2 separate regions of the Homo sapiens genome follow, and region 1 is linked to region 2. Evidence: chromatin contacts called from ENCODE Hi-C or POLR2A ChIA-PET data. All regions are on one chromosome and are shown on one strand. The core of a region is the stretch at or near the end of the contact, and the rest is flanking DNA. Distances in the headings are between cores, read along the strand shown.

Evidence for each region. A loop is a pair of places that touch in the nucleus more often than their neighbours do. ChIA-PET counts read pairs that join two places held with the same protein, here RNA polymerase II (POLR2A). Pooled maps may share reads with other maps.
Region 1: a map of GM12878 shows a loop between it and region 2 (6-fold over the local background). The contact joins two enhancer-like sites. A Hi-C loop is called at or near these places in 1 of 168 maps with a recorded cell type or tissue (GM12878), 4 of 37 single-sample maps with no recorded cell type and 7 of 50 pooled maps. POLR2A ChIA-PET finds 5 or more read pairs at or near these places in 1 of 52 experiments (activated B cell).

Annotation. Positions count from the first base shown.
Region 1 is chr7:43,832,084-43,837,336 of GRCh38, reverse strand. No RefSeq gene overlaps it. Among named protein-coding and RNA genes, the nearest start is that of MRPS24, 35 kb to the left of the region's middle. RefSeq lists enhancers at 2,152-2,521, 2,433-2,727, 2,652-2,771. Within about 2 kb of position 2,661, at least 6 of the 41 ENCODE cell types and tissues checked have a DNase peak (open chromatin) inside an H3K27ac peak, as active enhancers do.
Region 2 is chr7:43,070,380-43,075,231 of GRCh38, reverse strand. It overlaps LOC107986790 (a long non-coding RNA gene), which reads left to right. Exons shown (of 3, transcript XR_001745189.2): 2 at 3,244-3,378; 3 at 4,478-4,852. Among named protein-coding and RNA genes, the nearest start is that of HECW1, 40 kb to the left of the region's middle. RefSeq lists a silencer at 1,608-1,902. Within about 2 kb of position 3,376, at least 3 of the 41 ENCODE cell types and tissues checked have a DNase peak (open chromatin) inside an H3K27ac peak, as active enhancers do.

The DNA of each region.
Region 1 (5,253 bases), core at 1,412-3,911, 760 kb before region 2:
CTCAGGAGGCTGAGGCAGGAGAATCACTGGAACCTGGGAGGTGGAGGTTGCAGTGAGCAGAGATGGACCCAGTGCACTTTAGCCTGGGGGACAGAGTGAGACTCAGTCTCAGAAAAAAAAAAAAAGAAAGAAAGAAAAAGAAAAGAAAAAGAAATTAACACAGTGTCCACATGGCAATCCAGTCCTCAGACCTACTTTGCTTCACCACCTGCTCCAGTGTGGGTGGGAAAAAGATTATCTGCATTTAAAAATTTTTTTCTAACTCCTTGAGTGGCAGATAAAGCAATTTTTATGCCAGACACTGATACTTACATTATGGCTCTGAGCTCAAGATTTTAACCTGTCTGATCTGAGAGCCTAACTTTTCTAAACATTTATGTAATTCTTCTAGACTATTAGTCTTTCAATTACCTGTTTTGTCACCATACACAGTTGTTAGGCAGGCAAACCTAAATTTACATTTCCGAAAGGGACAGTTCAGGTGTCTAGGTTGTTTATCATGGAGCTGTTATTTGTAAAGTCATTAATTTGAAATGGCTTTAAGTCTTTTTTTAAAAAATCTTGGCTCAAATGTCATAAGCAGTGATTTTTATCTCAACACCAGCAGAAAAGTCAGCAGATTGAAAGTAGGCAGGAAAAAAATAAAATAGAGAGATAGAGAACTTCGAAGATTTTGCTTGTTAACCGCATAGTTGGTTGTAGTTTTCTTAGTGACCATCTGAGCTCTGAACTTTCCTTGATAGAATTTGCCCATCTGTTTCAAAATGTGCATGAGAATGAGCCATAATATAGTCAGCTGGAATCCTCAAAGGAAGGTTGTTTTGGCATGGCTTTAGAGTTTAGGATCTCATTCCATTTCTTTTTCTTTATTTTTATTTTTTTGTTTTTGTTTTTTTGAGACACAGTCTCACTCTGTTGCCCAGGCTGGAGTGCAGTGGTTTGACCTTGGCTCACTGCAACATCTTCTGGCTGGATTCAGGCTATTCTCCTTTCTCAGCCTCCTGAGTAGCTGGGAGTACAGGCGCCTGCCACCACGCCTGGCTAATTTTTGTATCTTTAGCAGAGATGGGATTTCACCATGTTGGCCAGGCTGGTCTTGAACTCCTGACCTCAAATGATCTGCCTACCTCAGCCTCCCAAAGTGCTGGGATTGCAGGCATGAGCCACTGTGCCCGGCTTCATTCCATTTCTTATTAATCTCTTGAGAGCAAAGAAATTCCCATAAATCTTTTCAGGGAATGTCAGGAGTTTGGACCAATATTTTACATCAATTTCAGTATGGTAACCACGTTCCTTCACCAAAGTAATACTTTTCACAACACACTGCATAAGTAACATTTGTGGAAACGTCTTTTTAAAATAGTATATAAATAACATTTCAGAAGCCTGTTTAACATGACTACAAACACTTCACTACATTCATTACTTCCTTACATGGAAGTTACACGGTTCACAACAAACTTTGTAAGTAGCATTTAAAAATTTTCTTCTACTTCTTTCCTATCTGGATGTCTGTCATGCTTTTTCTTGCTTGATTGTTGTGGCTAGGACTTCCAGTACTATATTGAATAGACATGGTGAGAGTTGGCATCTTTGTCTTGTTCCTGATCTTAGAGGAAAAAATATTTTCACAGTTAAATATGTTAGCTGTGGGCTTGTCAGAGATAGTCTTTGTCGTGCTGAGAAACATTACTCTTTTTTCAACATTCCTCTTTTGTTTTGGAGACAGGGTCTTGCTCTGTCACCCAGGCTGGAGTGCAGTGGTGCGATCTTGGCTCACTGCAACTTCTGCCTCCTCAGTTCAAGTGATTCTCCTGCCTCAGCCTCCCAAGTAGCTGGGATTACAAGTGTGTGCCACTGCACCCGGCTAATTTTTGTATTTTTAGTAGAAATGGGGTTTCACCATGTTGGCCGTGTTTTACCATGTTGGCCATCTTGAACTCCTGACCTCAGGTGACCCGCCCACCTGGGCCTCCCAAACTGCTGGGATTACAGGCATGAGCCACTGTGCCCGGCCTCAAAAGATTTTTAAATTTCTTCTTTGAGGCTGGGCACAGTGGCACACACCGGTAATCCCAGCACTTTGGGAGGCCAAGGCAGGCAGATTGCTTAAGCCCAGAAGTTTGAGACCAGCCTGGGCAACATGGTGAAACCCCTTCTCTACAAAAAATACAAAAAGCCAGATGTGGTGGTATGAGCCTGTAGTCCCAAGCTACTGGGGAGGCTGAGGTGGGGGGATCACTTGGACCCAGGAGGTTGAGGTTGTGGTGAGCTATTGAGCGACTAAGTGGCTAAGTTGGCTGGACTTCCTGGGTCAATAGGGACTTCCCTAAGGGGACTTTTCCCTAAGCCAAAATGAGTCATAGCTGCAAGCTAAGGGATTGAAACTTCAACCAATCAAAGGGGACTTTCTCCTAAGCCAAAATGAGTCATAGCTGCAAGCTAAGGGATTGAAACTTCAACCAATCATATAGGGAGTTTAAGCTCTAGCTGCAGCGTGATGTTTTTAACCAATCAGGCCCACCAACCCACAAGCGGATAGAAAATAAGCTAATCCTATAGGACAGGAAAAGGAAAAGGAAAAGGGAAGGAGTCATAAGGGCATATAAGCATAAGACACTCAAGCCAGGGCAACCCTTCCAGGTCCCCTTCCACCACGTGGAAGCTTTACTTTCACTTTTGCTTTACATTCACTTTCGCTTTAATAAATCTTGCTGCCACACACTCTTTGGGTCCACACGTTTCTCTAATTGAGCTGTAACACTTGCCACTGTGGTCCACAGCTTCATTCCTTGAAGCCCATGAGACCACAAACTCTTCGATCAAGAAAAACCTTTGATCGGAAGAAGACTTCTCATCTCACTATCATGTCACTGCACTCCAGTATGAGTGACGGAGTGAGACCCCATCTCAAAAAAAAAAATAATTCTTTGACCCATTGGTTGTATAGGAGCATGTTGTTTAAATTCTACATATTTGTGAATTTTCTGAAATTACTCCTATTATTGATTTCTAGTTTTATACCATTGTGATCAGAAAAGATACTTGTTATGATTTCAGTTTTCTTAATTTGTTATGACTTATTTTGTGACCTGATATATACTCTATCTTGGAGAATGTTCCATGTGCACTTGAGAAGATTGTGTATTCTGAATGACATGGTTTGCAGCTGTCCATAAGATCTGAAACATTATTTAAACATGTGTCTTCAGACGCTTCACTACATACATTACTTCCATTCACTAAAATAACACTGTTCATAACATATTGTAGCTCTGTCACCCAGGCCGGAGTGTAGTGGTATGATCACAGCTCACTGCAGCCTAGAACTGCTGGACTCAAGTGATCCTTCCACTTCAGCCTCCCAGAGTTCTGGAACTATGCCACCACACTCTGCTAATTTTAAATTTTTTGTAGAGAGTATCGTTATGTTGCCTAGGCTGGTCTTGAACTCCTGGACTCAAGCAATTCTCCTGCCTCGGCCTCCCAAAGTGCTGGGATTACAGGCATGAGCCACCATGCTTGACCACTAAGTAGCTTTCAAAGAAGCATCTTTCAAACAAGTATGTTTGTCATTTATTATATGCATGAGTGTGGCAAACCACTTTCATCCACTGAGTTAACACTGTTAACAACATAGTGTGTAAGTTACATTCTTTAGAAACATCATTTTTAATTAATTAGTTAATTAATTAATTTTGTAGAGTCTCATTATGTTGTCCAGGCTGGTCTGGAACAAAAATTAGCATAGTGGCATGCACCTGTAATCCCAGCTACACGGGAGGCTGAGGCAGGAGAATTGCTTGAACCCAGGAGATGGAGGTTGCAGTGAGCCAAGATCGTGCCATTGCACTCCAGCCTGGGCGATAGAGTGAGACTCTGTCTGAAAAAAAAAAAAAGTTGATTCAGGTCACAGTTAATGCAAATGTTTCAAAACTGGGTTTCTGATATTTGTAAATGTCTTTGTTTATTACATAAGAGTGTATTACCATTAAAGTTGGTATTGTATTGCTTTCAAAATGAGAAGGTAGGCTGGGCACAATGCCTCACACCTGTGATCCCAGCACTTTGGTAAACCAAGACAGGAGGATCACTTGAACCCAGGAGTTAAAGACCAGCCTGGGCAACATAATGAGACCCTGTCTCTACCAAAAAAAAAAAAAATGGTGTGGTGGCATATGCCTGTAGTCTCAGCTACTCAGGAGGCTGAGATGGGAGGACTGCTCGTGCCTGGATGGTTGAGGCCGCAGTGAGCCACACGCCACTACCCTCCAGCCTGGGCAAAAGAAGTGAGACTGTCTCAACTGTCTCAGAAAAAAAAAAGAAAAAAAAGAAATATGGTCTGTAAAACTCTTAGCACCTTGCCTGGAACATAAAGCTTGCTTAATAAATGGTAGTTAATATAATTTCTAGAAGTCAGCAAAAGAGACTGTAACTGCCCAAGGGGTTCACCTTACCCACTGCCTAGACAAGAGCCAATTCATCAAGACAGGGAATTATAATAGAGAAAGAGTAATTCACACAGGCCCGGCCATGGGGGAGACTGGAGTTTTATTATTACTCAAATCAGTCTCCCCCAGCATTCGCCCACCTTGGCCTCCCAAAGTGCTAGGATTACAGGCATGAGCCACTGCACCTGGCCTGGGGAGCAGAGTTTTTAAGGATAACTTGGTGGGTGGGGGGAAGCCAGTGAGCCAGGAGTGCTGATTGGTCAGGGATGAAATCATAGGGAGTCAAAGCTGTCTGCTTGTGATGAGTCAGTTCCTGGGTCGGGGGCCACAAGATCAGGTGAGCCAGTTTATTGATCTGAGTGATGCCAGCTGATCCATCAAGTACAGGGTCTGCAAAATATCTCAAGCCCTGATCTTAGGAGCAGTTTAGGGAGGGTCAGAATTTTGTAGCCTCCAGCTTCATGACTCCTAAACCATAATTTCTAATCTTGTGGCTAATGTTAGTCCTACGAAGGCAATCTAGTCCCCAGGGAAGAAGGAGGTCTGCTTTGGGAAAGGGCTGTTACCATCTTTGTTTAAACTATAAACTAAGTTTCTCCCAAAGTTAGTTCAGCCTATGCCCAGGAATGAACAAGGACAACTTGGAGGTTAGAAGCAAGATGGAGTCAGTTAAGTTAGATCCCTTTCACTGTCTCAGCCATACTTTTGCAAAGGTAGTTTCAATCCCTCCCTTTGGGTTTTATAATACCTCAATCTTAAGGTGTAGGCTATGAAGATGGGAAAAGGCTGTTGATCACTTTGG
Region 2 (4,852 bases), core at 2,127-4,626:
GGTTGTATCACTGGAATAAAGGAAAATGTATAGGACTCATAAAGAGCTGAAATGTTCATGAATAGCAAGCAAAACAAGAATTAACTAACTGGACTGAACTCAGGAAGCTGAAGCAAATCTTTTTGACCTTTGCTTGGAATATTTCTGATCCTTGTTTTATTTTTTCAGAGTCAAGGAAACTTATTTTGAACTATTTACAGCCTTTAATAAGTAAGTTATACACTCCTGTGATAAAAATTTGGAGCACGTTTGTTTCTCTCTGCCTGAATCCTCTAGAATTTGGAAACTATTTGTGAATATTCTTATGGCAATATCATTGTTTGCATCAGTGCAATAAGAATCCATTTTTCTTTTGCAACAGAACACAATTGGAGAAAGTCGTTATTTTACCAAGGATTTGACTGGAAGGGTATGCTTCCCTTTAAGGAGTCAATTTTGACTTGCAGAGCCAATAAAAGCCCAGTGAGGAAACTGGTCTCATACCCTTGTCTATGCAGTCCGTGTACAGGGTTCTTGACCTGTGGTCAGTAAAGAATGTCACTTTCTAACAGGTCCAGGAGCTCCAAGTTTATTATGGGACCTTAAGAGGAAAGGATCACCCAACTCACAGGGTTTTGAGGATACAAACCCATGGTTGGGCTCAGTTTTAAAAGGTCTTATCTGAGATTCCTTGTGGAACAAACTTCCATCAAAGCCAATCTAAAAGGCCTAATTAGAAAGAATTATTCTTGCTGCACTTTATGCAAATAATCAGGCCAAGTATAAGACTAAAATTTATTTTGTAAACCATTCAGTCCTATGATGATTTTTTTTTAACAAAAATGAGGACTGGAGAGAGAAATCATGTTTCAAAACTTATACATTTGTCATTAAATTCTTTTTTTATTATACTTTAAGTTCTGGGGTACATGTGCAGAACATGCAGGTTTGTTACATAGGTATACATGTGCCATGGTGATTTTCTGCACCCATCAACCTGTCACCTACATTAGGTATTTCTCCTAATGCTATCCCTCCCCTAGCCCGCACCCCCTGACAGTCCCTGGTGTGTGATATTCCCCTCCCTGTGTCCATGTGTTCTCATTGTTCAGTTCCCACCTATGAGTGAGAACATGCGGTGTTTGGTTTTCTTCCCTTGTGTTAGTTTGCTGAGAATGATGGTTTCCAGCTTCATCCATGTCCCTGCAAAGGACATGAACTTATCCTTTTTTATGGCTGCATAGTATTCCATGGTGTATATGTGCCACATTTTCTTTATCCAGTCTATCGTTGATGGACATTTAGGTTGGTTCCAAGTCTTTGCTATTGTGAATAGTGCCGCAATAAACATACATGTGCATGTATCTTTATAGTAAAATGATTCATAATCCTTGGGGTATTTACCTAGTAATGGGATTGCTGGGTCAACATTTGTCATTAAATTCTAAACTCATTCGTTGTTTTTAAGTTTTTGCCTACATTTTAGACTAACCCTGCTTGCTCCTATGAACCAACCAGCAATCCCTGGCTGCAGCTCAGAAAGAACAAAGGGGATAGGTAATGTAGAAATTCAGATCAATATTCTAGTTCTGAGCAATTATCCTACAAATCCTGCCAGGTAATGGAATAAATAGGATGCCCATCACTCGGAGGTTTCCTTTTGGGAAAGTAAGACCAAGGGAGCTAACAAAAGCCAAGCACCATGCACCCAAATTCTGTCAAGCATAAATATAGCTACCAGTTATCTGGGTGTGTCACAAGACATCCTTTTCTCTCTTGTTGGAGGAGGACTCAGTTCCACAGCTTCACTTTTGCATTCGGCTTATGATAAGAAGTCCATGCAACCCCCGCTGAGACACATTTTTGTCCCAAACTCAATTCCAAGCATCGGGTCAAAGCCCTAGGAAAGAAAACTGGATCTGAGGGATCCAGAGGCAGACAATAACAGAAATTAAAAGGCACAACACAGGTAAGCGTGGCTGATTCCTGCCGATTAAGCCAACCCCAGGCTTCCTGTTTCATGGATAAAGACCACATTAATATCCGTGGCATAAATGAGGTCTAGGGAATCCAAGGCTGCTGGCAGCAGGGGAGATAGGGCATATGTGGATAAGAGCGGATGATTCTCACCCACTAGGCCCCCTGCTTCATGGGTGCAAGCCGCTCTTCCACCCAAGGTGGCACCTGCCAAGGTTGCTGGGACTTGGGGATGCAAAGATGGAAGAGGAAAGAGGATGCTTTTCCCTCTCTCCCTCATGTACCTCTGAAGAAGGAATTTATGAATTTTACAAGTATAATCAAAGACAACCAAAAATGTTTACTTTTTCCTTCCAAAGCTAACTGTAGTGTAGCCCCACCCCGTAGTGTAAGTTAGAGAAAAATACTAACTGCCTGTTTTTCCTTTTGTGCTCAGCGAGCCTTATCTGTACTTGCTAGTTTCACATTCCTTGAGGCTCAGCGAGTTCCTGCTTCACCTCCCTAGCACAGCTGCAAAGTTACAAGGTTGACACAGAAATGGTTTATACAGTTAATGGTTTCCCAAAGATGTGAAACATGTAATATAAATAAATGTAAAAGACTGATCAACTGCCTTTGCTCTCACTTCTGTAAGTACACTTCCTGCATCACATAGTTCCCGGCCACTGGCTGCTTAAAAAGTGGCTGTTTTCTTTGTCCGGGGCTCAGACTTTCCTGGACGCTAGTCCTACTGAGCCAGGTGATCACCTTTTAATAAAGACCTTTCCTGGACTCACTCTGTTCGGTCTCTCCCATCTTTGATTGTCCCACAATACCTTGGGTATCTTCTAGGAAGAGAAGGGAACCAGGGATGCCTGCCCCCCTCTTTCTAGATGGGTAGCCATTCGCCTTCAGTCTGTACCCCTTTTGAATGCATCCTGAACCTCTAGGACTCCTTTTAAAAAAAAAAAACACCTTCTTTTTTTCCTTTCTCCTCCTCTGTCCTCTTCACTGATAGGTAATTGTGTCTTCATACTATGGGACACTCCCCTCAGAAACATCCTCCAAACTGGAAAGAATTAATTTCCCAAACCTTAACCTGGCTGGCTTAGGAATGGGCTCAGGGGAAGGGAACCCAGAAGACTGACATGCTGGCAAAAGCGTAAAGTTTTTTCTTAACCAGTTGGGCTTTTGGCCTTGTGCAAACTGGTAAAAGGCCTTGGAATTTTTGAGCTGTTCTTACCCCTCTCCTTGTTTTGTTTTGATACATGTTTTCTAATAAGCTGGTTTGTCTATTCTTGCCTTCAGGCCATCAAACTACAGTCAGTCATGCAACAGGAGCCTCTGATGACGACCCTTTCTGCTGGGAACCCTTAAATAGGCCTCTGAGGGAGCTCTGACTGCGGCTTCCCCCAAAACAGCGCCCCCTGTCAGCAGGAGGCAGTTAAGATCGCTCTTCTTCCTTATCCTTATTCTAATGGCAGTTAGATGTACCTCTCTAGAGCGGGGAATGAGACAGCCAGGTGGGAGGGGGTCCCCAGAGAAACTCCAGCTGGCCTGCACACTGGGATGGAGCCACAATAGTTCACATCCTTTGCAGCAGGGAGGAGCCAGCTCCTCCTCTTCTGTGTGGAACCTGGAATTCAAGCCGCTGGCGGCAAGCACTCTAGCAGGGACTCTGACTTGTTGAGGATCCCTGTTTCCCCCTTTTTCTCCCCACTTTTCACCGAATAAAACTTTGTCTTACCCACCCTTCAAACCGTCTTTGAGCCTAAATTTTCATGGCCCGGGGACGGACAAGGACCCTGTCTTTAGCTGAACAGACCTGCAAAATATTGATGTCTTTGCCTGTAACTCTTGCCTCCCCGAAAGGTATAATACTCAACTGCAACCCAGCTCCCTCAATATTTTAAATCTTTATTGTAAAAACATCTTATTTTAAGAAATGGGATGTGCAAGGGAAATGGTAATTATGTTCCCAAAGCATCAATAATTTCAAAAAGAGAATGCAGGGGAAGATTGCTTTCCATAGTTTTAGCATAGAAAGTTTAATACTCTATCACAAACAAGGCACCTTCTCCCTGTAGCCCTCTGCAGCTTTCAGAGCACACTGTGATACAATTTCAAAAGGAAGCCACTTTTATAAATTCATACCCACCCTGGTGTGCAACTGAAAAAAGTGAAAAAGTAAAACCCACTTTCTCAGGACCTCTTGAGACTGTGTTCCCCCGCCATGGTCACTCATATTGGCTCAGAATAAACCTCTTTAAAATATTTTACAGAGCTGGTTTTTCTGTTAACAATGCCTATTTTATCAGTTATTTTATTCATTTACCCCTGAAATCTTAAAACAGACTTAAGGAAATTCACAAATACCAATAGATAAGATAAAGCTACGTTAACAATAAGTAAGGAAGGAAATATGGGCAAAAGAAAAATAAAGCAGAGAGCTGGGATGCCAGATGGCTTGAAAGTCAAACATATGTAAATAAAAAGCATTAATAATCATCTTAATTATATTCTATGTTATATTTTATTTCAGATAATGGAGCTATTTTTTTCTTTCGTTGTCCAAGTGGAAGATGTTAAAAAAGAAACCCTCAATGGTAATGCAGTTTATACCAACTTCACACAATCTGTTACACTCATTGATCCGTGGAATAATCATGACACTCAAATGAATTTGTATGCTGGTATTTACTATGGGAATGTAAAAAGAATATTACACTAGGTTTTGACAGATTTGGGCTAACAGGTAAATCTTTATTGTAAAAGATTTTATTTTAAGAAATGGGATGTACAAGGGAAATGGTAATTATGTTCCCAAAGCATCAATAATTTCAAAAAGAGAATGTAGAAGAAGATTGTTTTCCATAGTTTTAACACAGAAAATTTAATACTCTATCAAAAAGAAGGC